Regions from separate parts of the Homo sapiens genome. Here region 2 is linked to region 1. A link is an interaction called in ENCODE POLR2A ChIA-PET data of the cell type or tissue named here. Cell type or tissue: A673. All regions are shown on one strand.

Region 1 (2,500 bases):
TTGGCCAGGCGCACTGGCTCACACCTATAATCCCAGAACACTGGGAGGCTGAGGCAGGCGGATCACTTGAGGTCAGGAGTTCGAGACCAGCCTGGCCAACATGGTGAAACCCAGTCTCTACTAAAAAATACAAAAATTAGCTGGGCAAGAAGGTGGGAGCCTGTAGTCCCAGCTACTTGGGAGGCTGAGGCAGGAGAATCGCTTGAATCCGAGAGGTGGAGGTTGCGGTGAGCTGAGATATTGCCACTGCACTCCAGCCTGGATGCAAGGGTGAGAGTCAGTCTCAAAAAAATAAATAAATTGGCCGGGCACAGTGGCTCACACCTGTAATCCCAGCACTTCGAGAGGAGGCCAAGGTGGGCGGATCATGAGGTCAGGAGATAGAGACCATCCTGGCTAACATGGTGAAACCCCATCTCTACTAAAAATACCAAAAAAAAAAAAAAAAAAATTAGCTGGGCGTGGTGGTGTGCGCCTGTAATCCCAGCTACTAAGGAGGCTGAGGCAGGAGAATTGCTTGAACCTGGGAGGCAGAGGTTGCAGTGAGCTGAGATTGTGCCACTGCACTCCAGCTGGGGCAATAGAGCGAGACTCCGTCTATAAATAAATAAATAAATAGCCCCCTTTGTGGGGGGGGGGGGGTTCTGATAGGCCCTTTCCAGAAGCAGTCCATGCATGGGGGGGCAGGAAGGGGGATGCTCTCTTAAATGTTCTGCAATTGCGCCCCCCCCAGTCAGAAGCAGAAGTGGAGTTTATACAACAGATCCCTAGGCTCTGGCCTTATGCAAAGCACGCTTCACCACCACCGCAGATCCTGCTAGTTACTTAGAAGCCAAGCAGCAGGCTGGGCATCAGGGCTCACGCCTGGAATCCCAGCACTGTGGGAGGCCGAGGCGGTCGGATCATTTGAGTTCAGGAGTTGGAGACCAGCCTGGCCAACATGGTGAAACCCCGTCTCTACTAAAAATACAAAAATTAGCCAGGCGTGGTGGTGTGCACCTGTAATCCCAGCTACTTGGGAGGCTGAGGCAGGAGAATTGCTTGAACCCAGGAGGTTGCAGTGAGCCGAGATTGGGCCACTGCATTCCAGCCTGGGCGACAGAGTGAGACTCTGTCTCAAAAAAAAAAAAAACCATGCGGCAGGCCCTGAAACCTCTCTATGGCAAAGCAGCTCCCACGGCATGCTAATTAGCAATGGAAACACAGCCACTCAAAGCAGCTTTATGGCCGATCTGAGCTGACAACGGAAGGACGCCCACAGGCTGTCACTCGAAATCCCTTGTTCTTATCAGCCTCGTCTTTCTCCCCAATATCCTTGACAGTTGCGTTCTGCCCCAAATACCAGCCTGTGGCCCCATCTGATGTCCCCTGTCATCCCGGGAGCTTTAGAAGAAGCATCATGCTCTATACATGAAATGACACACAGAAGTCACTCCTTTAATTGGGGGCCCTTTGCAGTTTCTGAGGAGTGTTCACAAGGTAGAAAGCCTGCAGTTATGAAAGCCTGGGTGTGTGGCCTCAAGTGGATTTGGGAGCTAGAGGGAAGTGACTTCCTCTCCGTCTGAGCAGTTATATAAATCTCCCCTGAACTCATTGGCTGCAGCCCTCCGGAGGAGCACGACACAGTTACCCACCTACATGATTAATCAGTGCCCGGGAAGAACAACAGCCACCCCACTTTGTCTTCACATGTTCAAGTGACTTTGCTGCCACATCACTGTCAGTGGACCACGTGCTTTGGTTGGCTTTGCCGACTGTGGAAATGAATTTACACCAATTTGTCCACCCGCACCCTCAGTCGGCTTTCTGTCCTTGTGACTAGTGGCTGACATTTAGAGGATGTCTGGCTGTTGGCTGCAGCCACAGAAAAGATCAAAGCTCCCTGGCAGAGACCTATCCAAACATGTTCTAACGGGCAGAGGACACAGGGCAGGTAGACCCTGCCATGGAGCCAAATGACAGAATTTGGCAATTCTGTAATTCCTCTGAACTCAAATAACCAGAAGTCACAGATTGGCAGTCCACGAGTTCACTCCCTGCTATATATACACACAACTTGTTTGGCCACAGTGGTTTTTTGTTTTAAGTTACCGACTTTTTTTTTTTTTTTTTTGAGACAGAGTCTCACTCTGTCACCCAGGTTGGGGTGCAGTGGCACAATCTCAGCTCACTGCAACCTCCACCTCCTGGGTTCAAGTGATTCCCCTGCCTCAGCCTCCCAAGTAACTGGGATTGCAGGCACGTGCCACCATGCCCAGCTAATTTTTGTATTTGTAGTAAAGATGGGGTTTCACTATGTTGCCCAGGCTGGTCTTGAACTCCAGACCTCAAATGATCCACATGCCTCAGTCTCCCAAAGTGCTGGGATTACAGTGTGAGCCACCGTGCCTGGCTGTAAGTTACCAACATTTAAAATGTCAGAGATTTCATACAAAAATCTGGACTCCTCCTGCTCTGGAAAAACCAAAAGCCCTAGAAACACTTCTGATTAGCTGTCATC
Region 2 (2,500 bases), 230 kb after region 1:
CTAGAGATAACAACTCTGGTGTTGTACTCATTGTGTTGATCTCTGACTTGTACCAGATCACCCATCCAGTTATAAGAAATTTGAGATGGCACACTGTGGCTCCATCCTTGTCTTATTTCTTTGGATTTAAAAATCACACTGATAGGCTGGGCATGGTGGCTCACGCCTTTAATCCCAGCACTTTGGGAGGCCTAAGCAGGCAGATCACCAGAGGTCAGGAGTTCAAGACCAGCCTGCCAACATGGTGAAACCCCGTCTCTACTAAAAATACAAAAATTAGACAGGTGTGGTGGTGTACACCTGTAGTCCCAACTACTTGGGAGGCTGAGGCATGAGAATCACTTGAACCTGAAAGGCGGAGGTTGCAGTAAGCCGAGATCACGTACTCCAGCATGGAGTACAAGCTGGAAAGGGCAACAGAGCAAGACTCCATCTAAAAAAAAAAAAAAAAAAAATTAGCCAGACATGGTGGTGCACGCATGTGGTCCCAGCTAATCAGGAGGCTGAGGCAAGAGAATCACTTGAACTCGGGAGGCAGAAGTTGCAGTGAGCCAAGATCGTGCTGCTGCACTACAGGCTGGGTGACAGAGCAAGACTCCATCTCAAAAAATTAATTAATTAATTAATTAATTAAATGAAAGGAGGGATAACCAGTGAGGCTCATTGTTCTGTGTGCACCAGAGGTTTCCCTAGGAATTCCATGTCGGCTTCAGCAATATCAGTTCCTCCCTGTGTTACGTACCAATATCACTGCAGTATAAAGAAGACCTTCCTCTTTCAGCTGGAGTGGTGTAACCCAGCTGGTTATTAACAATCAAATGCACACTCCCACCAATTCTGAAATGTGGGAGATTGGACAGCGTGAATGTTTCAGGAACAATCCCTTGACCACAGAAAGAAGCATCACCATGGACCTAAATCATGAGGCAAGGGGAGCGGGTGGGGAGAAAAGAAACATAAGGGATTAAGAAATCTAGGTTTTCAGGTTGGAATAACTTTTTTTTTTTTTTTTTTTGAGACAGAGTCTTGCTCTTTCGCCCAGGCTGGAGTGAAATGGCACGATCTCAGCTCACTGCATCCTCTGCCTCCCGGGTTCAAGTGATTCTCCTGCCTCAGCTTCCCTAGTAGCTGGGATTATAGGCATGCACCACCACACCCGGCTAATTTTTTGTATTTTTAGTAGAGGCGGGGTTTCACCATGTTGGTCAGGCTGGTCTCAAACTTCTGACCTCAGGTGATCCACCCTCCTTGGCCTCCCAAAGTGCTGGGATTACAGGCATGAGCCACAGCGACCAGCCTCATTTATCATCATTTTAAAGAAAATGGCCTTTTCACCTTTTATTTCAGAAGTCAATCTTTTTTTGTTTTTTTTTGAGACGGAGTCTCGCTCTGTTGCCCAGGCGGGAGTGCGGTGGCGCAATCTCGGCTCACTGCAAGCTCCGCCTCCGGGGTTCACGCCATTCTCCTGCCTCAGCCTCCCGAGTAGCTGGGACTACAGGCGCCCGCCACCACAATCTTAAGATCAGCTCAATGTACTGGGTAAAAATGAAGGATTAAAATAGAGTATTATAAATTATGTGAAAGGTAAACAGAATGTCTGGCTAATGATTTCAAGATTTCTATTTAGAAACACCCTATCAGGCCAGGTGCAGTGGTTCACACCTGTAATATCTACACTTTGGGAGGCCAAGGCAGGAGGGTTGCTTGAAGCTAGGAATTTGAAACCAGCTTGGCCAACCCAGCAAGATCATGTCTCCACAAAATAAAATAAAATAAATCAGCCAGGTATGATGGCATGCACCTGTAGGCCCAGCTACTTGGGAGGCTGAGACAGGAAGATTGCTTGAGCCTAGGCATTTGAGCCTACAGTGAGCTATGATTGCACCATTGCACTCCTGCCTGGACAAAAGATTGAGAACCCATCTTGAAAGAAAGAGAGAGAAAGAAGAAGGAAGGAAGGAAGGAAGGAAGGAAGGAAGGAAGGAAGGAAGGAAGGAAAAAGGAAGGAAGGAAGGAAAAAAGGAAGGAAGGAAGGAAAAAAGGAAGGAAGGAAGGAAGGGAGGGAGGGCCGGCCATATCATAATGAAATCCAATTCTGCCTACTCCCAATTTATTCACTACAAGTTTCTGGCCTGTGAAAAATTAAAATGCATAGGATAACGTGGCATTTACAAACATAGAATATTTGATTGCCTTATATATTTATCTATTTCTGTGGAATTTGAAGACTGATTCTGAAATCCAGGTTTCATGATCTCCTGTAGTTAAAGGTTCATATTTAAATGAATACTCACAGAAGAAACATGACCACAGCCCAAACCTCTAAAAGATACTTGTTGTGTTACCAAAAACTGGGAGACAGGGTAGAAAAAGAACGAACCACACTGATAATTTGTGTTATGTGCCTTAATACCAAAGACTTTCATTTTCAAATAAACAAGCAAAAAAAAAAAATAGGCTAGGTATAGTGGCTCATGCCTGTAATCTCAGCACTTTGGGA

The links. ChIA-PET counts read pairs that join two places held together with the same protein. Peaks named below come from ENCODE experiments on the same cell type or tissue, not always from the same donor. Only the 100,000 strongest peaks of a DNase experiment are listed, where the experiment ranks them.
Region 2: POLR2A ChIA-PET joins it to region 1 with 7 read pairs; 3 of 35 experiments call an interaction of 5 or more read pairs at or near these places.

Annotation. Positions count from the first base shown.
Region 1 is chr10:12,322,107-12,324,606 of GRCh38, reverse strand. No RefSeq gene overlaps it. Among named protein-coding and RNA genes, the nearest start is that of CAMK1D, 26 kb to the left of the region's middle. RefSeq lists enhancers at 583-1,083, 1,084-1,584. In A673, no CTCF peak of the experiment used is centred here; a DNase peak (open chromatin) is centred at 1,216.
Region 2 is chr10:12,089,927-12,092,426 of GRCh38, reverse strand. It overlaps DHTKD1 (dehydrogenase E1 and transketolase domain containing 1), which reads right to left. Exons shown (of 17, transcript NM_018706.7): 6 at 743-914. Among named protein-coding and RNA genes, the nearest start is that of DHTKD1, 22 kb to the right of the region's middle. In A673, no CTCF peak of the experiment used is centred here; no DNase peak of the experiment used is centred here; H3K27ac peaks cover 322 bases.